Linked DNA regions of Homo sapiens: region 2 is linked to region 1. Evidence: read pairs that join two places in POLR2A ChIA-PET (ENCODE). Cell type or tissue: GM12878. All regions are shown on one strand. Each heading gives the region's core, and the rest is flanking DNA. Links, peaks and the distances in the headings are about the cores only. Region 1 has its middle 19 kb from the start of NT5DC4. Region 2 holds the start of LOC107985934 (a long non-coding RNA gene).

Region 1 (12,351 bases), core at 2,383-10,382:
ACATCTTGGTTCCTGTAAAAACAACCTGAGGTTCCTTTTTTTTTTTTTTTTTTGAGACAGAGTTTCGCTCTCATTGCCCAGGCTGGAGTGGAATGGTGCGACCTCAGCTCACTGTAACCCCCACCTCCTAGGTTCAAGTAATTCTCCTGCCTCAGCCTCCCAAGTAGCTGCGATTACAGGCATGCACTGCCACGCCTGGCTAATTTTGTATTTTTAGCAGAGGTGGGGCTTCACCATGTTGGTCAGGCTGGTATCAAACTCCTGGCCTCAGGTGATCCACCTGCCTTGGTCTCCCAAAGTGCTGTGATTACAGCTCAGCTTCTTTATCAACGGACAGCTGATCCAGATCAAACAGAGGACACTGCGAGCAAGGAACCAGATCCTCAGAGCCGTCTGGTGCTTTGTGACTGAGCACAGCCAACACTGTCTCCTAGCAGGAGTCACCTTTCACCAGGTTAGGCTGCTGTAACCAACAACTCCAGAATTTTAGGGGATTACAGCAAGCACGGTTTATTTCTCACACACATCATTCAAAGATGTGGGTCAACTGTGGCTTTATTCCATGTCTTCTTAGTCTGAGACCCAAGCTGAAGGAACAGCCCAGCTCCTATCTCCAACCTCATGGTCACGGACAAAGACACAAAGCAGAAGTCCACAATGGTCTTTAGAGCTTTGACTTGGACTTGGCGTGTACAACTCCCACCCTCTTCCAAGCCTAAAGCCAAGGAAGCAAGGGAATACACTCCTCCCATGGGAAGGTGCTCCAGGTCCCGCGGCCTGGGGTGATACAGACAGATCCTGTTACAGAGTGGACAGAAGAGAACTGGGAACAAGGATACAATCTGCCACAGCTATGAGCAGTTGGAAACGATGCTTAGTGTTCATCGTCACTAAATCTGACGTCAGGAATCTCTGGCACCCAGAATACCACCTCATACTGGAAAATCCCATGCCCTAGAAGCCTTCTCCAATGGCTGATGAGAAGGATCACCTAGGTTTGACTTTTGTGCCAATAAAAGGAAAAAAATAAAATATACGTGTGTTGTGTGTGTTTATGAACATATATTTATAAGTAGCTCCATGTAAAATAGTGAAGGTATATGCTGTTAAATTTTTAAAAGGCAAAAGTAAAATTATATGTATGACAGGCTACCATTTATTTATTGTTTGTTTGTTTGTTTGTTTTTGTGAGACAGAGTCTCACTCTGTCGCCCAGGCTGCAGTGCAGTGACGCAATCTCAGCTCACTGTAACCTCCACGTCCCAGGTTCAAGCGATTCTACTGCCTCAGCCTCTCGAGTAGCTGGAATTACAGGCACCCGCCACCATGCACAGCTAATTTTTGTATTTTTAGTAGAAACGGGGTTTCATCATGTTGGCCAAGCTGGTCTCGAATTCCTGATCTCAAATGATCCACCCACCTCAGTCTCCCAAAGTGCTGGGATTATAGGCGTGAGCAACAGCGTCCAGCCTATCATTTATTTTTTTTATTGGGGGAGAATACATATACATTTCTGTTTATATACACATAAAACATTTCCCAAAAGATCAATAAGAAGCTGGTGACAGTGGCTATTTTAGGAACAAGAACTAAGGGACTGAAAGTGGGGAGGAAGGCTTGCTTTTCACTGTATACTCTTCTTATAACTTGGATTTTTTTTCCTTTTGTTTAGATTATCTTTTCCAAGAAATTTGTTCTCATTAAAAATTTTAAAAATTGTCCTTTCTCACGCACATCACATATCTCTCTGTCTATGCTTCCTTCATTGCTCCCACATTGGGACATGCCCTGAATTCCCATTCCTACAGCCTGAGAAAGCAGAGTTTCCAGAAAGCACTAGAAAATCCAAGAAGAACAAATACCAAGATCTACAAAGCAAAAAAAGAGCTCATGCTCCAACAGGCCAACCCGCTTCCTGTGGTTGTACAGACCACACTCCCTCACCACTGGCCTGATAAGCCCCTTTGAGTAAGGTGAGATCTGCAGATAGGGCTGAACTCTTGCGTGAGTCAGGAGTCTTTGCAGCAAAGGGGGTGGAGAGAGGGGAAGGAAAGGAAGAGACAGAAAGAGAGCAGCAACACGTGCAAAGGAAGCCAGGACTGGATGAGATGGAGGCCACTGGTGCCCCCAAGATCAGGGACTCTACAGATGGGGCTGCCTACCATACCATAGGCTGCCGAGACCTCTCCTCTGTCTTCTTCACATGCCCACTCCTGCTCCAAACCTCCCATACACCACATGCTTGCTGTGAAGAGATCCCTTTGCAGAAATCTCAAGGGCTGACATTTTTACCATCTGGAGGCGTGGAACCAGGACAGCACCCATAGGAACAGGAGCTAAAGTCAGAGATAACATGAGGGCATGGTGTCTAGGGAAATGGTGGAAATTCTGAGGAGTACTTTGGATTTCTAGAAGGCATTGAATTTGGAGTGCAAGCCAAGCTTATGTCTAAATAAGCCTAGAGCCCACAGTGGTCACTGGGTTTCACAAGCAAAGGTCATGAATATAGAATGTTCTTGCATGAGTGGTGGCGAGGTTGGTCTGCATCACTGGTCATCTGCTGTGAATTTTTTCAGGGGAAGCTCACATCCTCGGAGGCCTTCGCCTCACCCTAGAAAGATACAAAATGCCCTGGAGAAATGCTGTATTCACAGCACATTTGCACAGGACACTGTGTCAGTCACTGATCTGGAACACTTTGCTTGCTTACCTCCTTGAGCTATTGGTGCAATAACCATATGCAGATGGGCTAGCACAGGCTCCTGGGCTCCCTGAGTCAGTTCCACAGAACCCGGGATCAACAAGGAGTTACGAGAGTTCCATGGAACAAATAGAAGACATGATTAAATACATTTAGGGAAGATGGGAATAAACAAGATTTATGACTGCAGGACTTCTCAGAGTTTTGATGCTTTGATATGCATAATGAGCCCCCAAGAAGGGAATTATAATAGAGAGTGTATCTCAAACTCCTTTGACCATGGAATCTTTTAGAACAGCATCCCAGCCAGGGTTGCAAGGAACACATCTTGGAAGCCTCAAGTACTTCCAAGGTCAGCAGGCAACAATCAGGCAAGCCTATCGAAAAGAGAACTTCTGGGAATGAAAATGGGGATACTCTGGCTTGGTTTTTACATCCCAACCAGTGCCAATTTCCATCTGGAAATACTTTTGCCAGGTCTGCCACAACCTGAGACCTCCACATCATGCAGATTTGGTTTAGCCAAAGGTACCATCGAAGTCTACACCCCAAGCCATTAACTATAGAGACTACAGAGGAGTGGGATTAGGGTGACTGAGGGGAAACATTCACATCCTACTTTATACACTTCTATTTTATTCTTTTTTAAAATAACAAGCATGTATTTCTTTTTACATTTCTATGTATATAGTAGATGTGACCCTTCAGGAAGACTCAAGAGAGCACGGAGCTTGTCTTTCTTGTTCCATAGCATATCCACAGTATCTACAGGGATTGGCATGTAGTAGGTGCACACTCAACATTTATTGAATGACTCAAGCTGTGAAAAAGGGTGAAGACAGTAGATATAAGAGGGAAGAAGGCAAAGACCGAGACTGAAAAGCGTACTCAAGGACAAGGAAAAAAATGAGTTCAAACTTTTAAAAATGAGACCGGGTGCAGAGGCTGAGACCTGTAATCCCAGAACTTTGGGACGCTGAGGAGGGCGGATCACCCGCGGTCAGGAGTTCAAGACCAGCCTGGTCAACATGGCAAAACCCCATCTCTACTAAAAATACAACAACAGCAACAAAAATGAGCCAGGCGTGGTGGTGCATGCCTGTAATCCCAGCTACTCGGGAGGCCGAGGCAGGAGAATCACTTGAACCTAGGAGGCGGAGGCTGCAGTGAGTGAAGATCGCACCATTGCACACCAGCCTGGGCAACATGAGTGAAACTTCATCTCAAAAAAACAAAACAAACAAACAAAAAAACCAACTTTTAAAAATGAACTTAAAGGCTGGGAGCAGTGGCTCACACCTGTAATCCCAGCACTTCGGGAGGATGAGGCAGGTGGATCACCTGAGGTCAGCAGTTCGAGGCCAGCCTGGTCAACATGGTGAAACCCCATCTCTACTAAAACTACAAAAATTAGCTGGGCATGGTGGCACATGCCTGTAGTCCCAACTACTGGGGAGGCTGAGGCAGGAGAATCACTTGAACCCGGCAGGCAGAGGCTGCAGTGAGCTGAGATTGCACCACTGCACTCCAGCCTGGGCGACCGAGCAAGATTCCGTCTCAAAAAAATAAATAAGTAAAATGAACTTAAAAATTCCCTATAGAGTTTCAAAGTGGTTAATTAAAATGCAGTAATATTGAAAGACAATGTCAAGAGAATGAGTAGAGAAGCCAGGAATTGGTAGAAAACATTTGCAAAAGACACATCTGATAAAGTACTGTTATCCACTTTATACAAAGAACTCTTAGCCAGGCGTCATAGCTCATTCCTGTAATCCCAGCACTTTGAGAGGCTGAGGTGGGTGGATTGCTTGAGACTAGGGGTTCAATACCAACCTGGCCAACATAGTGAGACCCCATCTCTACAAAACAAAATAAAAAGTTACAGCTATTCAGGAGGCTGAGGCAGAAGGACTGCTTGAGCCCAGGAGGTTGAGTTTGCAGTGAGCCATGACTGTACCACTGGACTCTAGCCTGGGCAACAAAATGATACCCCGTCCCCTTTGCCCCCGACAAAAAAAAGACCTAAAATGCAACAACTAGAAAACAAACAACTCAATTTAAAAATAGGCAAAAGGCTGGGTGCAGTGGTTCACACCTGTAATCCCAGCACTTAGGGAGGCCAAGGTGGGAGCATCACTTTGAGGCCAGGAGTTCAAGACCAGGCCCAGCAACATAGCGAGACCCCTTCTCTACAATTAATAATAATAACCATTATTATTATCCAGGAACAGTGGCATGCACCTGTAATCCCAACTACTCAAGAGGCTGAGGCAGGAGCGTCGCTTGAGCCCAGGAGTTTAAGGTTGCAGTCAGCTACAATTGTGCCACTGCACTCCAGCCTAAGTGACGGAGCAAGATCCTGTCTCTAAAAAAGTAAAAAATAACGTTTTTTAAATGGACAAAAAACCTTAACAGGTGTCTTAACAGACACCTCACCAAACAGGATACACAGATGGTAAAGTAAGCATATGAGAAGATGTTCAACATTATATATCATTAGGAAATTGTAAATTAAAACAATAATGAGGTACCACCACATGCTTATTAGGATGTCGAAAATCCAAAACACTGACAACACCAAATAATGGTGAAAATATGGAGCAGCAAGAACTCTCATTCATTTTTGGTGGGGAATGCAAAATGGTACAGCCACTTTGGGAGACAATTTGGCAGTTTCTTGCAAAGCTAAACATATTCTTACTATATGTTTCAGCAGTCACATTACTTGATATTTGCTCAAATGAATTTAAAATTTATGTCCACAGAAAAATCCGCACAGAGAGGCCAAGCATGGTGGCTCACACCTGCAATCCCAACACTTTGGGAGGCCAAGGCTGGAGGATTGCTTGAGCCCAGGAGTTTGAAACCAGCCTGAGCAACATAGGGAAATCACATATCTAAAACAATTTTTTAAATTAACCAGGCATGGTGACATATGCCTGTAGTCCCAGCTACTTGGGACACTGAGGTGAGAGGATTGCTTGAGCCCAGCAGGTCAAGGCTGCAGTGAGCAATGACTGTGCCTCTGCATTCCAGCCTGGGCAACAGAGTGAGACCCTGTCTAAAAGAAAAAAAAACCTGCACACCGAAGTTTACAGCACATTTAGTTATAATTGCCAAAACTTAGAGGCAACTAGGATATCCTACAATAGGTGAATGGATAAATAAACTGTGGTACATCAAGACAATGGAATATTACTGCTAAAAAGAAATTAGCTATCAAGCCATGGAAAGACGGGGAGGAAACTTCAATGCATATTACTATGTGAAACAAGCCAGCCGAAAAAGATACATACAGTATGATTCCAACTACATGACATTCTCAAAAGGCAAAACTATGGAGACAGCAGAAAAGTCAGTGGTTACCAAGGGTTGGGGGAAGGGAGGGGACAAACAGGCAGAGCACAGAGGATTTTGAGGACAGGAAACTATTCTGCATGATCCTATAATGGTGGATACATGTAATTATACATTTGTCAAAACCCATGGAATGTACAGCACCAAGAGCAAAGTCTAATGTAAACTATGAACTCTGGGTGACGAGGATGAGTCAGTGCAGGTGCATCGATTTTTAATATTTTGGTGGGGGATGTCCACAGTGTGGGAGGTTGTGCATGGGTGGGGAGAGGTGGATGGGAACTCTGCACCTTCTGCTCAGTTTTGCTGTGAAACTAAAACTGCTTTAAAAGATAAAGTTTATTAATTTTAAAACAGCAATGATTGATGGGGCACGGTGGCTCAGGCCTGCAATCCCAGCATTTTCGCTTTGTGCTAAGACCTACAAATTATGTAGCTGGCCCAGTCTGTAACAAGATCCATATAAGAATGCTAAAATTAGTGGGTAGAAGTGAGGTAGGAGGCAGGACTTGACTCCAGATGAGATTGAAGACTGGCTGAAACAGAGAAGAGGCACCAAAAATATCTTTCCATAAGACTCACCCACCAGTGCCATGACAGTTTACCATTGCCATGGCAACATCTGGAAGTTATGACTCCTTTTCTAGAAATTTCTGAATAACCCATCACTTAATTTGTATATAAAATACAGGCCAGTCATGGTGGCACATGCCTGTAATCCCAGCACTTTGGGAGGCTGAGGCGGGTGGATCACTTGAGGTCAGGAGTTCAAGACCAGCCTGGCCAACATGGTGAAATCCCATCTCTTCTAAAAACATAAAAAATTAGCCGGGCGTGGTGGCACATGCCTGTAGTCCCAGCTACTCAGGAGGCTGAGGCAAGAGAATCGCTTGAACCAGGGAGGCAGAGATCGCTCCACCGCACTCCAGCCTGGGCGACAGAGTGAGACTCTGTCAAAAAATAAAATAATAATGATAATAAATAAAGTACGTATAAGTATAACCGCAGAACTGCCCCTGAGCTGCTGCTCTGGGCACATTGCCTATGGGTAGCCGTGCTCCAGAAGAAGCAGTTCCTCTGCTGCTGCCCTTCACTACCGCATCTATAAAAGTTGCTGTCTCACACCACTGGCTCACTCTTGAATTCTTTCCTGAGCAAAGCCAAAAACCCCCTCTGGCTAATCTCCAATTTGGAGGCTCACTTGCCCTGCATCAGAAGCTTAAGAAAAATCAGGATATTTCAGTAGCTTCAAAGTACCTCCCCCAAAATACTTGTTAATTACAAGGGGGAAAATAGAAACTTTACAGTGGAGTAACCAGCTGGACACTGTCTTAGCCAAGCAATCAGAGTTAATATCATGTATCCTGACATGGTACACTGGTAGAAAAGCACATTACTTCTGCATTATTCTCCCCCCAAATCCATAACCTTCATATAACCATGAGAAAACATTGAATGGACTTATATTGAGGAAGATTCTACAAAATGCCCAACCATTACTGTTAAAAACTGTCCACGTCATGAAAAGCAAGAAAAGACTGAGAAACTGTGACAGATGGGAGATTCAGAGGATATCATTACTAAATCAAAACAGGATCCTAGATTGGATGCTGGACAGAAAAAGGACATTAGGTGGAATACTAGGGAAACCCAACTGAAATCTATGTATTAATTAACTCCACTGAGTCAATGTTACCTTTCTGACTGAAAGTCATTGTACCATAATTCTGGAGGACAGTAGGGGAAGCTGAAAGAAGGATTTAAGGGAACTCTCTGTACTATCTTTGTAACTCTTTGGGTCATAAATTATTTCAAAATTAAAAAAAAAAATTTAAGCAATCATAATTCAGAAGGCAGTGATGAAATACACCATAAGCAAAACCAAAAGCATGTGACACTGTGGGAAGAGGAACTTACAACTCGTAACACAGACAAGAGTGAATCTCCCTAATACATAAAGAGCTTTGAGAAAAACATCAATAACCAAATAAGAGAAAAATGAACAAACAATTCAAAGAAAAGGAAAACAACTGGCTCTTAAATGTATAAGATCATCAAAATCTCTCATAAAATAACTGCAAATTAACACTACAGATAATTTTCACCTATCACATTGGCAAAAATCCAACTAGTTGATAATATTCTCTGTTGGTGAGTCTGTGGAGAAAGAGGAACTTTCAAACATTATTCGTGGGAATGTAAATGGATGCAACCACTTCTGGAAGGCAATCTGACAGCATCTATCAAAATTAAGATAAATCAGCCAGGTGTGGTGGCTCATGCCTATAATTCCAGCACTCTGGGAGGCAGAGGCGGGAGGATCTTTTGAGCTCAAGAGTTTGAGACCAGCCCAGGCAACAGAGCAATACCCCATCTCTGCCAAAAATGTTTAAAATTAGTTGGCTGTGATGTAGTCCTAACTACTTGAGAAGCTGAGGTGGGAGGATTGCTTGGGCCCAGGAGTTTGAGGCCATAGTGAGCCACGATGGTGCCACCGCACTCCAGCCTGGGCAACACAGCAAGATACTGACTCTACAAAAAAAAAAAAAAAAAAAAAAGATCAATCCTTTCTTTGACCCATTCCACTTTTACACTTCAGATTGATTTGTACAAATCCAAAATGTCCACATATATAAGGCTGCTCATGGTAACACTGCTTATAACAGTAAAATAAGTAGCATATATCCATCAATAGAAGGCTGGTTAAATAAAGTTAAGGCCCCACAGTAATGCAATACTTTATACACATACGACTTTGAAAAGTGAGGTTACCAGGGACTGGGGGGAGAGGGAAACAGGGAAATGCTGGTCAAAAAGTACAAAGCTTCAGCTATTCAAGATGAACAAGTCCTAGAGATCTGCTGTACAGCATGGCACATATAATTAACAATACTGTATTGTATACTTAAAATGGTGTTAAGAGGACAGAGCTCATATTAAATGTCATTATCACACCCACAAAAAAAGAGGAAGAGAGAAAACTTTTAGATTTGATGGTTATGTTTATGGCTTTTTTATGGTGACAGTTTCATGGGTATATATTTATTTTCAACTCATCAAGATGTACAAACTGAATATGTACAGCTTTTTGGCATGTCAATCATACCTCAATTAAAAAAAAAAGAAGAATGAGGAAGCTTTCTATCTACTAGTAAGGAAAGACCTCCAAGATTTACCAACAACTGTGGGGGAAAAGTTTGCAGAACAAATAGTATCTACATTCTGCATGAAAAAAAAAAAGAAGGGAGTAACAACAACAACAAAAATAACCCCATTAAAAAGTAGGCAAGAGATATGAACAAACACTTCTCCAAAGAAGACATACACACGGAGCCAACAAACATATGAAAAAAATGCTCCACCCACTGATCATCAGAAAAATGGGAATCGAATCCATAATGAGATACCGTCTCACACCAGTCAGAATGGCTATTATTACAAAGTCAAAAAATTAAAAAAAAACCAGCTGATGAGGCTGTGGAGAAAATAAAAGGTTTAGACACTGTTAGTGGGAATGTAAATTAGTTTAATCACTGTGGAAAGTAATTTTGAGATTTCTCAAAGATCTTAAAGCTGAGCTTACCATTCAACCCAGCAGTCCCATTACTGGGTATATACCCAAAGGAAAACAATAGTTCTACCAAAAGACTCATGTACTTGTATGTTCATCAAAGTGCTATTCACAGTAGCAAAATCATGGATTGGTGCTCATCCATGGATTAGATAAAGAAAATGTGGTACCTCTACAGTATGGAATACTAAGCAGCCATAAAAAAGAGTGAAACACATCCTTTACAGCAACATGGATACAGTTGGAGAACATTATGCTAAGTGAATTAATGCAGGAACAGAAAACCAATGCCACATTTCCTCACTTGTAAGTGAGAGCTAACCATTGGATATACATGGACACAAAAATGGCAACAATAGGCACTGGGGACTACTAGAGAGGGGAGGGAGGGACGGAGGGAGGGAGGAGGGGAAGGGTTGAAAAACTAACTATTGGGTACTAAGCTCACTACCTGAGTAACCGGATCAATTGTACCCTAAGCCTCAGCATCACGCAATATATCCAGGTAACAAACATGCACATATACCTCCTGAATCTAAAATAAAAGTTGAAATTATTTATTTAAAAAAAGAGGAATAAGAATCTATATTTGAAGTTTCTTCCATTTGCATAAAGAAACTGGAGGAATATATAAGAAACTAAAAACAGGATTTCAGAGGACAGAGAAGGTGGTAGGAACTAGAGACAGGAAATAAGAGAAAGAGATAAATTGTTCACAATACATTGGTTCCTAGTTCTGAATTGTGAGCCATGGAAATATATTACCTATTCAAAAAAATTAAAAACTTCAGGGAAATAAGTAATCATATAAAGAAAGGGTGATTACAACCAAAACTAAAATTATACCCTGAGCACAACAGTCATTCCTTAAAACAAAATATATTTTTTAAATGTGTATGGGCAACACAAAAATCATGCATAAGGCCCAAACATTTCAAAATAATCTGTCATATAAACACACCAAACCTGAATCATCAGACTATGAGAAACAGTATACATTTTATTTTTATTCCTGTTATGTACCTTGAAAAAAAGTGCATTTTTTTTTTTTAGATGGAGTCTCGCTCTGTGGCCCAGGCTGGAGTGCAGTGGCGCTATCTCGGCTGGCTGCAACCTCCGCCTCCCGGGTTCAAGCAATTCTCCTGCCCCAGCCTTCCAAGTAGCTCGGATTACAGGCACTTGCCACCATGTCTGACTAATTTTTTGTATTTTTAGTAGGGATTGGGCTTCACCATTTTGCCCAGGCTGGTCTCGAACTCCTCACCTCAAGTGATCCACCCACCTTGGCCTCCCAAAGTGCTGGGATTACAGGCGTGAGTCACGGCGCCCAGCCAAAAAAAGGACTTTTTACTTGTCTGTTTGTTAGGTAGAAGGAAGGAAATAAAGGGAGGGAGAGAAGGGATGGAGAGAGGGAGGGAGGAATAGAGGAATGGCCAGTGAGTTAGCCCATTGGCGGGAATTAAAATTAGTGTATTCTTTTTGTGGGGCAATATTGCAATATCTACCAACATTTTTAGCACACATGCCCTTTGATCCAGAAATCCTTTTTCTGAGAATTTATCTAACAGATATATTCCCACAGCTATGTAAAAGATAATTAATGCAGCACAAACAGATATGTAACGTGGCATAGTTTGTAGAGCAAAAATCTGGAAATTACCGAAATGTTCATTAAGAAAGAGCTGGTTAAATTACGGAATATCCTAAAATGAAACCTTCTGAAGAATGAGGTTGATGCTCCTATACTGAATTGGAAAGATGGTTGTGATATTAGCAAGTGAAAAAAAAAGTTGCGGTTTTGTAGACAGCATGATTCTATTTGCGTAGGGATAACATGTCTTGAAGGATCCACCAGCATCTGCTAACAATGGGTAACTGAGAAGCAAGACTGGGAATCAGGGTGGGAAAGCCAATTGGAAAACATTCACTTTTTTTGAATGAATTATGTTTACTATGTGCATTCATCACTTTTTTGTCTTTTGTTGTGGTGAAATATACACAACATAAAATGTGCCACTTTTTAACCTTTTTTTTTTTAATTTTTTTTTAGATGGAGTCTCGCTCTGTTGCCCAGGCTGGAGTGCAGTGGTGCGATCTCGGCTCACTGCAAGCTCCGCTGCCCAGGTTCATGTCATTCTCCTGCCTCAGCCTCCCGAGTAGCTGGGACTACAGGCGCCCACCACCACGCCCAGCTAATTTTTGTATTTTTAGTAGAGACGGGGTTTCACCGTGTTAGCCAGGATGGTCTCCATCTCCTGACCTCGTGATCCACCCAACTCGGCTTCCCAAAGTGCTGGGATTACAGGCGTGAGCCACCACGCCGGGCCTTAACCATTTTTAAGTGTACGGTTCAGTGGCATTAAGTACATTCACATTGCTGTGCAACCATCACCACCATCCATCTCCAGAACATTTCATCTTCCAACACTGAAACTGTACTCATTAGACACTAACTCATTTCCCCTGCCCCTCAGGCTCTGGTTACCACTATTCTATGTTCTTTCTCTATGAATTTTCCTATGTACTTCATGTAAATAGAATCATAATACAGGATTTTTCCTTTTGTGTCTGGCTGATATCACTTAGTGTAATTGTTTTCAAGGTTCACCCATGTTATAGCATGTATCAAAAAATTTCCTTCCTTTTTTTTTTTTTTTTTTTTTGAGATGGAGTTTCCCTCTTGTTGCCCAGGCTGGAGTGCAGTGGCACAATCTCGGCTCAC
Region 2 (12,351 bases), core at 2,079-10,078, 65 kb after region 1:
GACTGCCCACAGGATCTTTGGTGAGTCACTGTCACTGAGCCTGTGAGCCTAGGGTCCCTCTCCAACCTCACCCTCAGAGAGGACAGAACAAGATGACCTGTGGCATGCTGCAGAACACCATGTTGGGGACTGTGGGTTTAGAGTCCTCTTGGGGACATGTCCATCGTTCACTAATTCGGTGGAGTTGAGCTGCTGAGAGCTAGGAAAGCTACTCTCCCCCCGGATCCCAACCTAGCCCTGTGGAAGACCAGACAAAAGAAGGAAGCAATGACATTTCTGCACTTTTTAGTTCAGAGAGGCACAGTCAAGGAAATGCATTTGAGGTCACTGTTCGATGTACTTGAAGTACTCATCCTGGAAATAGTCTACTTGGAGTAGAGGGAGCTCAAGTGGGCATGGGAACGTTGTGGAACCAGACCAGGAACAAAGGCGGCTTCAGAGGCCGTCTGTGAGGACTTGCATGGGAGCAGGGGCGAGAACATCCAGGGAAGAGAAGGTAGGAGCCTTGGAGTAAAGGAGAACCAGCTCCTCTCCACCCACCAATGCCCTCCCCATCCCCAGATGAATGAGGTAATAATAATACCTGTAGCTGGACATGGTGGCTCAAGCTTGTAATCCCAGCATTTTGGGAGGCCAAGGCGGGTGGATCACCTGAGGACGGGAGTTCGAGACCAGCCTATCAACATGGAGAAACCCTGTCTCTACTAAAAATACAAAAATTAGTTGGGCACGGTGGTGCATGGCTGTAATCCCAGCTACTTGGGAGGCTGAGGCAGGAGAATCACTTGAACCCGGGAGGCGGAGATTGCGGTGAGCCAAGATCGTGCCATTGCACTCCAGCCTGGGCAACAAGAGCAAAACTCCATCTCAAAATAATAATAATAATAATATCTGTGATGCAGTTGAATGCTTACTGTGTGCCAGGTACTATTTCAGGTGCTCTGCATGGATTATCTCAGGTGATGCTCTCAATAAATCTCAGATGAGGTATTTTCCCCTTACTTTATAGACAGAGAAACGGAGGCACAGAGAAGGAAGCGGCAGTTAAAGCTGCGAAGAACCTAACAAATTTCAAGATTGTAAGTGCCTTTTCCCAGGATGCCAGCAAGTACTGAGGCAAGTATGATTGCCCTAGGTGCCAACTCTTATTTGCACTTAACACATTTACTTCCTCCTTCTTTCCCCCTCCTTTTTATTAACTCTGTTGCTTTTACAGCCTGTATTTTGAGCTGCATCAAACCCTGTTGGAATAAAAAAGGACATTTCTAGGAGATCAGTCTTCGAGATTGGCCCCAGTTTCCCCAGAGTAGGAAGAGGCAGGAAGCCAGAGCACATGTTCTCTCCAGAAATAAAGTTGTTGCAGTGGCCTAACCGTGTCTTAGAGTTACTGAAAACTCTGTTCTCTTGAGATTTCTCAAGAAAGGAAACCTATCTTGCAAGACAAAACCCACCTGTAGTCAATTCCTACAGGAAATAAATTCAAAATAATGTTTCAGGCAAGGGCCACATGTCACCACCACCACTTTCCCACCAGCTTTGAATGTGGCTGTCCTCTGTGTCTCCAGTCATTTCCCATTTCCCCCGGCATCTGTGGCTCTGTCCTGGCAGAGTCCAAGGGATGCTTGGGATCCAGGTGGGGGAAGGGTGCTTGAAAGCACCCAGACAGCCAAGCCCTGATATGGAGACTGGTTGAGACTGGTTGTGACTGGTCTCAGGCCAGCATCCCATGGCAAGAAAGCTGAGTTTTGGTTGTGCCAGACAAACTGGTGGGTCTATTTCTCCGCCAACACAGGAGTATGGGAGGTTGGCCCACCCTCTCTAGATTTTACATGCCTCTGTCCTGGCTGCACATGGCCTGGTCTCTTCCCTTTGGCTTTGAGTTCACACATGTGGGTGTGATATGGCATAGGAGCCAGGCAGAGGGAACAGAAGCACAGTTCTTAGAGCTTGAAATGGTCCAGGTGTCTCTGGAGCCAGCTTCTGGATAGCACAGCATCCTGAATACTTCTTTAGGAAGACGTCTCTGGTGACTTAAACTGGGACTTCTCGCTTTCCCCAAGGCCCAGTTTTCTCAGCTCTTAAACAGGGAAGAAAGGCAACTTGCTGGAAACTCAGGAACTTTGTGTAATGAAGATCCTACAGCAGAAAAGGAAGGGTCAGCTCGCTGCCCGCACAGTCCAGGATGTGTGGTTTTAGGCTGAGAAAGTGAGGGGGCAGCAGGACGTGAGTCATCCCCAAAGTCATCCCAGGAGGAGGTGGAGGGTAACAGCATCTGGCTTTGTATGGCTTCCCTAGCCTTTCATTCATTCGTCTGTTCAGTCAACAAATAGCCTGCTATGGATCTAGTGGATCAACAAGATTGACCAGCCCATGCTTTTATGGGCCACAAACCCCTTCTTGCATTGAGTTTCACACTGAGGACTGGCCATGAATACAACAGCCAAAGAGGCAAAGTCAATCTCTCCCTTCCCCCAACAGACCTGCCACTTCTGGACATGAACCACACACCTCATCTTCCAGTACATCCTTATTTATCATTCGCTCTCTCTACAGACCAGAGCACAGGAGACTGTGCCAGGCCACTCACTGCACAGTCCACTCCACCACTGCCGAGGCTCTTGCTCCCCAGCATTCCTCTTCCAGGGTCAGTGCCCCTCACTTGTCTGATCCCTTCAGCAAGAGAAAGCTTCCCAACAAGACCCCCCACCTCAGAGCTTGCTGGGCACAAAAAGCTGAGTTTTCAGGGAGGGAGTAGGGCCTGGGGCTGTACCTCTGCTTTCCTGGTCCAGAAATTCAGGTGTTTGGGGCACTCAAAGAGAGGCTTCTGCTATTGGGAACTGCCTCATGGGAGACTGAGGTTCTGAGCAGAACCCAGTTTCTTCATTTTCCGTGGGGAAGTCTATCTCCAATGATGGGACCCTCTAGCCCTCTGCCTAGAGCCTTCACTCCACCCCAGACCTGCTGAATGAGAATCTGCATTCTAACAAGATCCCCATATGATTCATAAGCATGCTGCAGTTTGGGAAGCAATCACAAGAATGACTCTTGCTACCTGGTAAGTTTAGAAACAATATGTTAACACATTCCGTTTCAGTCAGATGTTCAAAAAACACCACTTTTTTCTATTTTAAGTCCTGTTTTTCTGAGCAAGCATTCCTACTGTTCTAGGTAAGGGATAGTTTAGCACATGGGACCTGGGGCCAGACTATTAGAAATTAGAATCTTGTCGACCATTTACATGCTATGAGGTTGGGCAAATTGCTTAACTTCTCTGTGCCTCCCATTCCTCTGTAAAGTGGAAATAATAGGGTTGTTATGAGACTTAAATAAGTAAAATGCATAGCACTATCCCTGGCATTTAACAAGCATTTATTTGAATATTAATTGGGTTTGGGTATCCCCCAGTTTTGTTATTTTGTTTTTATTTGTTTATTAATTTTTTGAGACGGAGTATTGCTCCATCATCCAGGCTGGAGTGCAATGGCACAATCTCAGCTCAATGCAACCCTTGCCTCCTGGGTTCAAGCAATTCTGCCACCTCAGCCTCCTGAGTAGCTGGGACTACAGGCTCCTGCCACCATGCCCAGCTAATTTTTGTAATTTTAGTAGAGACAGGGTTTCACCATGTTGTCCAGGCTGGTCTCAAACTCCTGACCTCAAGTGATCCACCCGCCTCGGCCTCCCAAGGTTTTCAGATTACAGGCGTGAGCCACCCTGCCCAACCCAAGTTGGTTGGGTTTTTTGTTTTGTTTTGTTTTGTTTTTTTGTCACAAGGCCTCACTCTGTTGCCCAGGTTGGAGTACAGTGGTGCAATCTCAGCTCGCTGGAGCCTTGACCTCCCAGGTTCAGGTGATCCTCCTTCCTCTGCCTCCCCAGTACCTGGTACTACAGTTGCATCCCACCACGAATGGCTAATTTTTGTATTTTTTGTAGAGACTGGGTTTCACCATGTTGCCCAGGCTGGTCTCGAACTCCAGGGCTCAAGCAATCCACCCACCTAGGCCTCCCAAAGTGCTGAGATTACAGCCATAACCCACTGCACCCGGCCTAATTTTGTATACACCACCTTTACCATCTTTTAGGATGAAGTGCTTCTGTGGCTGGTCTCATCCATTTAGCATAGATTCTTGCCAGTTTTATTTTCCAAAAGTGATTTTCTTCCTGGGGGCAACTTACTGTTGCCCCAAAATATATCCATTTTAGGACTGTTCATTTATTCAACCATTCAGCACCTACCACCTGCAGGGAATATGAAATTTTTAACTGTGACCTTGAATACTGCCTCTACCTTTTATTTTGTTTTTTCACTCCTCCCTCTCCACCCATTTACCTCTCCCTTTTTAATGATGGTTATAAAATCAAATGTTAACGCTGATTTATAAAAACCATATATGTGTATATATATATATATATACACACACACACACACACACACACACACATATATATAGATATATATAGGACTCACTCTCCTGTTTCCAGATACCTTCAAAGGCATTGTTTCATTTTATCTTCACATCTGTGTGATGTAGGCAGAGCAAGTATTTTTTTTACCCTATCACAGGGAAATGAGGGTCTGAGAGCCTGCAGTCGGGCAAGTAGCAAGTTTTAGAGTAGGGCCTGGAGTCCTGCACGGTGGGCCCTGGCAGGCAATGCGTGAGAGACTCCAAGTCTACTATACTTCCCACCACCCTGTGTTAACTCCCCATTTAAGCCAGAGGAGTGACTTACAGGTATGGGGATAGGGATGGGACATTCAGGCCAGAGAAGGGAGAGAAAGGGACAAGGGAGAGAGTACTTCATGCAGTGACTTCAATTGCAAATACCCTATTCCATTGTCCCCACTAGAATTCATATTTATCAGACTTGTATTCTGATTATTTCATAATATATGGGCACCGAAACAACCAGACTAATAGGGGAAATAGTTTAGGGCAAGAGGAGCTCAAGATTTTTAAAAATTATTATAAAAATAATACATGCTCGCTGGGTGCAGTGGCTCATGCCTGTAATCCCAGCACTTTGGGAGGCCGAGGCGAGTGGATCACCTGAGGTCAGTAGTTCAAGACCAGTCTGGCCAACATGGAGAAACCCCGTCTCTACTAAAAATACGAAAAATTAGCCAGACATAGTGGAGCATGCCTGTAATCTCAGCTACTCAGGGAGTCTGAGGCAGGAGAATTGCTTGAACTCGGGAGGCAGAGGTTGCATTGAGCCAAGACCACACCATTGCACTCTAGCCTGGGTAACGAGAGCGAAACTCGGTATCAAAAAAAAAAAAAAATTAGCCGAGCATGCCTGTAATCCCAACTACCCAGGAAGCTGAGGCATGAAAATCTCTTGAACCTGGGAAATGGAAGTTGCAGTGAGCTGAGATCACATCATTGCACTCCAGCCTGGGAGACAAAATGAGACTCCTCTGTCTAAAAAAAAAAAAAAAAAAAAAAAAGCTCATGTAAAAACTATACCATAGAGAAGAATATCAAGTGAAAAATGCTCCTCCTTAGAATCTCAACTTTCTAGTCTAACCCCCCGACATAACTACTTTTAATCATTACTTGTAATACACACACACACACACACACACACACACACATAGGTATTTTCACTATAATATATAGTGTATACCTTTTTTCTTTTAATCAGATGAAATCATACCATGGGGTTTCGCAACTTGTTCTTGATACCTTTGCACGTCACTGCATATAGATCTTCTTGCACGCCTTCTTTTATTATCTGCAGTGGAATAGACCATTATAAAGCACGTCCTTATGCAAGTGGACTCTCTGGGTCATGGGCTATGCAAATATTTTCATTTTATATGATATTGCCAAATGTCCACCCAGCACATAAGAGAAAATGCCAATTTCAAGGCTGGGGATGTTTTTTGATCCCCTTCTGATTACATATGGCTGGTGGTGTCATGGCCCATCCATATCTCCTTTGCCAACATTAATCCCGGCTTTGGCATCTCTTTAACTCTCAGTAGAATGAAATCTTTGGACGCTGATCCTCAGCAGTGAGGCATTTTCTTTGCCTTCTCTTTCCAACTCTGTAGTGGTCATTGATTAACAAGCCTGTCTCTCCCTTTCACTGGCCCTTTCCATTTAGACCCTGGCCTCTTTCCTCACTCCATCCTCCTCCCAACCTGCACTTTCTGGAACAGCCCCACAGGGCCCAGCTGGTGGGTGCCTCCTTCCCCAGGGGTGTGGGGTGTATGGTTGGTTTTGTGGCAAGGTCATCCTCATGGTCACCACCTTGCTTGTTGATGTTCCCTGCCATTGGCATGGTGGTTGTTATGGGATCAGCATGGGTAACCAAACCCTGAAGAGACACAGCTTTGCTGCTAGGAATTTTAAATCTGTAGTTCCTTACTGTCTCGCCAAAGGCTGGCTCTTAATAGCTCTTGTTGCCAGCGGCGCTGATGATGAAACCAGCCCTCGCCCTCACCTTTCAGTGGTTACCCACTTTCACTTCCCATCTGTCTGCTTATGCCTTGGCCGAAACAGGGACCACTCAGTGCCTCACTAATGTTTACAGCCCTCTGGATGATTTCTAGCCACCAGCTCTGATGGGCCCTATGATGAAGGAAGAAAAGAAGAATCAGTAGCAAACGGGAAAAGGAATAATTGCTGGTGCTCTGGGTCCCAGCCCTGGGCTTTGAACACCCTTGGCCATTCCCAGAGAATGCCTGGTCCATCCAGTTGCCTGACTTCCATGCTGCCTAACCACAAGAATAAAGACCAAGGCCTGGGGGTACTGGGGCCAGGTGCAGGCTGGTAGGCCTGGCACACAGTGGAGGGATAGGGGATGCAGCCTGTTGTGAAATCCAAGATTAGCATCTCCGTCTACCCCGTCCACCTCATCTGCCTCTTTCTGTCTCATTTTCTCCTTTGTCCTCAGCAAATTCAGCACTTCCTTCTCACTGTCTCCTTCCCTTTTGCCTCCAAACATCTATGCCTTCCTTTTTCTTCCTACCCATCACTTCCACTGCCTGTTCCCTGAGATAGCAGTCTCTACCAGTCCACCTTCCTTCCCCTGCACCTGCTCTCCTCTACCCTGAAAGGTATTGCCCGTTTCCGCACCCCTGCTGAAAATCTTGTTGCCCCTTAGCTTCAGACGCCCCAGCCTCTTCTCAGCACTCTTTCTGAAACCTCTGCAATTGGTAATGCTAATAGAGCACTTCCCTAGGACTGTCTTCTCCCCTGACACCTGTGTACACCCCACCTCTCCAGTTCCACAACAATTTCCTTTTTCCTTATCCCCAGTATCTGTCCCTCCACATTTTTTTCGGGGTTTCACCGAATCCATCCCTGCCCTAAATCATCACCTCCACATGCACTTTTCCACCAGGCCTCCATGTCCTGCCCCATAGCTCTCAATGTAAGCTGCATATCTCTTCTGTTAAATATAACATTTAAACCAAAATGTCTCAGCTTCTCACCTCCCACCCTGAGCAACCTCCCTCTCATGATTCCCCTGCTTCAATAACCAGAGCTGCACCTCTCTTACATACTCTGAAGCTTCAAGCCTGGTGTCCTTTGAATCCAACTTCCACACGGCATCAGTCTTTACATCCTCTGAGATTTCTCCCAAAGCAGTGCCTCTCCTGAATCAGAGCTCCCCACTCTGCCACCTTTTCCAGATTATTGATTCCTGGGTGGCCCAGTCCTGTACACTCTCCCCATGTGCCTTCATCATCACTCCCTTACGCAGACACCTCTCGGGGCCCTCTGTTTGTGGAATGGGGCCCAGCCATGCAGATTTTCTCCAGTCCATACCCTCGTGTCCTTCCCCACTGGGGAACCTCCCTCTCCCATGCTCATCCCAGGGCTGACTTCCCCCAGGCCGTGTGCACCTCACCTCTATGCACCCCTTTATCATCTGTGGGAGAAGATCTCTTCTCTAAATTCAACTCAGAAATGCAGATGACTGCCCCATGCATTGGGTCTGCCATTGTCCTCCCTCTTTGCCTGTATACTTGTTTTGTTTTCCCAGCAAAATCAGAAGCTCCTGGAGCGCCTTTGCATTTCTTCATGCCCTGCTAAGGTGGGGTTGGTAAATTCATAAACTCAGGGGCAAGGCCAGAATGCATATACAACAGGTAGACAAGAAGGACGGTGTTGGCCGCACAAAACCCATCTATAGATTGAATGGACCCGTGGGCCGCACCAGTTTGAGATCCTTAGCCAGGTGCCTGGCCCTGTCAGTGAGTCCATGAATCCTTTGTGGTGGATGCCCCAGAGGCAGCAGTCAGTCCCCAGCGTCCGGCAGACTGTTGGAGTGGGTGACCTGATTTCCCTGGCCTGGTGTAGAAGGAGCAGCCTGCCTCAGCAGGCACAGAGGTGTCAGCTTCTCACTCCGTGGGCTGTGCTGCACCTGAAGTCAGGTGCTGCCACAAGGCTCTGGTTTCCTGTGAGATCTAACCAGCGGTCGCTTTTCTCACTCATATACTAAGGAAAGAGTGGGCCTGCCCTTCCTCCACTCATGACCCACTCAAAGCTGCCCAGACCAAGTTTACCTGGAGTTTGTGCGGGTGATTTTGGCTGGGCAGCACCTTTATGCTCTGAAGCATTTGGGAGATGGGGATAGGGGTGGAGACAGAAGGACAAGAGGAGAAAGGCAGAGAGCAAGATGCAGGGGGAACGACGCCCTGGAAACCGGGGCCCTATTTTCACTCCTGTGGCCTGCCTTCCACCCCTACCCCTCCCACTGCCCCAGGCTAAGTCCACACGGCAGCCCTTGACACCTCTCAGGTGCTTCCCAGCCTCCAGTCTCACTCCACCCCACCCAAGCTACACAGGCGGTGAGACTCAGCCGCTGAACCGTGAGTTTCACAAAGCCTTTCCCCATGACCACTGCCTGCAAAACAAACTCCAGACCGCTCTGTCTGGCTGGAGCTTTCCATGACAGGGCCCTTCACTGTCTGTCCAGCTTTATTTTCCTCTGTTTCACCACGGGAAGAATGTATTCTGCCCGGTCCGGCTTGTCACCACCATACCTTAGAACGTTAACTTCTTCAGGAATGTGAGCTGCTCCCAAGTCTGTCCCCGCATTCTCCTCCTGGTAGCAAGCCTGGGGAATGGCATAGTTACCCTAATTCCACAGATGAGGAGAAAGGGGTCAAAGAGTTCAGGTGCTTCTCAAGACCACAGCACGACAAGCAGGAGAGCTAGTCTCAACGCAGGCCCTTTTTGCTCCACAGTTCAGGGTCTTCCCACGTAACTTTACTTAAAGGAAAATTGTAAGCTCCTGAGAATGTGGGCTAGGCCGTACTTGTTTTGTTTGTAAATGTGTACATGGGTGTCTTGGTTCATTCAGGCTGCTGTAACAGAGGACTATAGACCAGGTGGCCTGTAAGCAACAGAAATTCATTTCTCACAGGGAGGCTGGGAAGTCCAAGATCAAAACGCCAGCAGAATCAATGTGTGATGAGGGCCTGCTTTCTGGTTCATAGACAGCTGGCTTCTCACTGTGTCCTCAGATGAAGGAAGGGGAGAGGAAGCTCTCTGGTGGTCTCTTTTATAAGGGCACTAATCCCATTCATGAGGTCTCCACCCTCATGACTGCATCACCTCCCAAAGGCCGCACCTCCAAATGTTATCACATTGGGAATTAGGTATCAACACGAATTTGAGGGAGAGTTTTTTGTTACCTTTTTTTTTTTTAGATGGCGTTTCACTCTTGTTGCCCAGGCTGGAGTGCAATGGCACGATCTCAGCTCACTGCAGCCTCCACCTTCCAGGTTCAAGCGATTCTCCTGCCTCAGCCCCCCCGAGTAGCTGGGATTATAGGTGCGTGCCACCACACCCGGCTAATTTTTTGTATTTTTAGTAGAGACAGGGGTTTCACCATGTTGGCCAGGCTGGTCTTGAACTCCTGACCTCAGGTGATCCGCCTGCCTCGGCCTCCCAAAGTGCTGGGATTACAGGAGTGAGCCACTGTGCCCGGCCACAAACATTCTATCTAGTGACATTTTATCTATTGCTCATGGGTTACAACTACAATATGTAACAAAACAGAGCTAGGTAAATAATTAAGAGGAACAGTCATGCATTTTCTTTGGTTTGGTTTTGTTTCTTCTTCTTCTTTTTTTTGAGACACTCTTGCTCTGTCGCCCAGGCTGGAGTGTAGTGGCACTATCTCTGCTCACTACAACCTCCTCCTCCCAGGTTCAAGTGATTCTCCTGCCTCAGCCTCCCAAGCAGCTGGGACTGCAGGCATGTGCAACCATGCCCGGCTTATTTATTTATTTATTTTTTTGAGTTGGATCCTCGCTCTGTCACCCAAGCTGGACTGCAATGGCGTGATCTCGGCTTACTGCAACCCCTGCCTCCTGGGTTCAAGTAATTCTCATGCCTCAGTCTCCCTAGCAGCTATGATTACAGGCACTTGCCACCACCTTCAGCCTATTTTCTTAATTTCTTACTTTTTTTTTTTTTTGAGACAGAGTCTCGCTCTGTCACCCAGGCTGGAGTGCAGTGGTGTGATCTTGGCTCGCTGCAACCTCCGCCTCCTAGATTCAAGTGATTCTCCTGCGTCAGCCTCCCAAGTAGCTGGGACTATTAATTTCTTAAGTGGTGGCCAGGCGCGATGGCTCATGCCTATAATCCCAGCACTTTGGGAAGCCGAGGTGGGCGAATCACAAGGTCAGAAAATCGAGACCATCCTGGCCAACATGGTAAAACCCCATCTCTACTAAAAATACAAAAATTAGCTGGGTGTGGTGGTGCACCTCTGTAGTCCCAGCTACTCAGGAGAGTAGGACTCTCCAGCTGAGGCAGGAGAATCGCTTGAACCCGGGAGGCAGAGGCTGCAGCTAGCTGAGATCATGCCACTGCACTCCAGCCTGGGTGACAGAGTGAGACTCTGTCTCAAACAAACAAACAAAAAAATTTATTAAGTGGTGACGTTTCTACACAAAGTGAAGGGATAACCGAGTTCTGTAATTGAATTACATCACTGCTCCCTGCCCTTCTGCTCCACCGCGGTGTACCCTGGCCTGCCTTTCCCCGCTGTGGCTCCAGAGCCAGTGGTGACCCCCTGCCCAGGCAACAACAAGGAAGAGATGGGCACCTCTAGACCCCAAGATGCAAAAGTTCCTCTCCTCCCATTCACACACTCTTTTTGGCCAGCATTTCCCTGGCCGGGATCCCTCCAGCAGCTCAGTTGAAGAGCTAGCCACCTAAAAAAGATTTGCATTACAGTACAGTGTGACAAGAGCCATCGTAGAGCTGTGCACACAATATCGCTGGGGTACCAGGTGGAGTCTGGGGAATCTTTGTGAGTTAGGGATGGGTATGTTAAAGGAGTGAAGGAAAGATATAAAGTACTGAACAGGAAAGCTGCAAAGAGCAGGCCCTAGGAGCTTGAAGTCCATCATCGTCAGTAAGCCCCGCCTTGGCTTCTGTTTCTTAATGAGGCCAGACTCTCTCAGTCTGCAGATCAGAGCAAACAGAAGCCCTCATCTGTTTATAGTTTAATCCTAACCTGATCCTAGCTTGGAAGCAAAGCTTCTCTCACTTTAGCAATGACAGCTTCTCCGTACACTTTAGGACCATGGCTTTCCACCTACAAGTCCCCACAAGCACTTTTTAAAAAATGAAATTAAAGAAAATATCAGAGTGCATCCAACAGAGTAAGTATTATTTCATGAAACTTTTGATTCAGTGACATGTGTGTATGAGTCTGGGTGGTAATGTCAGATGTATTTCTTACTGAGATTTTAAAAGTTAAACTTTAAACGTTTAAAGGAAAACATCTGTTCATCAAATATTAAGTATGATCAGAAACTGTATCTTGTTCTAGGGTAAAGAAAAGAGCAAGACTTGGCTCCTTCACTTAGGAAGCTGTGAATCTGGGGGCGAAAAGACAAACATACCGCTAGGACAGGATGTGAAAACCACACTGACAAAGTGGCGTCAGGGTGCCTGGAGTTGGGAGGAGGAGCCAGCACCTTCCAGGAACCCCAGTGCCCCTGGAGGAGGTGGTGTGTGGGCTGGTCCTGAAGCGGGCTGCAGGAGGAAGCGTGTTCTCGGAGGGGATGGGGGCGTGGATGGACAGCTGTAGCCTGGTGTGGGAATCCAGGGCAAGGGGCTGCTGGACCAGGCTTGGGCAGAGGTGCCAGGAGGGACACAGGGGCAATGATGACAGGGAGGAAACGATCAAAGCGGACCAGATATTGACTTTATCTTGTGGGAGATGTGGGAGATATATATGTGTGTGTGTGTGTATACACCACACACACACACACACACACACACACACACACACACACAGTGGCACAATCTCAGCTCACTGCAACCTCCGCCTTCCAGATTCAAGCAATTCTGCTGCCTCAGCCTCTCCCGA

The links. Peaks named below come from ENCODE experiments on the same cell type or tissue, not always from the same donor. Only the 100,000 strongest peaks of a DNase experiment are listed, where the experiment ranks them.
Region 2: POLR2A ChIA-PET joins it to region 1 with 13 read pairs; 25 of 35 experiments call an interaction of 5 or more read pairs at or near these places.

The regions. Positions count from the first base shown.
Region 1 is chr2:112,696,031-112,708,381 of GRCh38, reverse strand. No RefSeq gene overlaps it. Among named protein-coding and RNA genes, the nearest start is that of NT5DC4, 19 kb to the left of the region's middle. RefSeq lists an enhancer at 1-9. In GM12878, for the core only: no CTCF peak of the experiment used is centred there; a DNase peak (open chromatin) is centred at 6,277; H3K4me3 peaks cover 410 bases; H3K27ac peaks cover 2,880 bases.
Region 2 is chr2:112,630,848-112,643,198 of GRCh38, reverse strand. It overlaps LOC107985934 (a long non-coding RNA gene), which reads right to left and starts at 9,905. Exons shown (of 2, transcript XR_001739642.2): 1 at 5,629-9,905; 2 at 3,353-4,239. It overlaps SLC20A1-DT (SLC20A1 divergent transcript), which reads left to right. Exons shown (of 5, transcript NR_033871.1): 3 at 1-20; 4 at 1,010-1,116; 5 at 1,217-1,369. RefSeq lists enhancers at 238-1,437, 2,033-2,327, 1,567-2,766, 12,032-12,351. In GM12878, for the core only: no CTCF peak of the experiment used is centred there; a DNase peak (open chromatin) is centred at 6,473; H3K27me3 peaks cover 374 bases.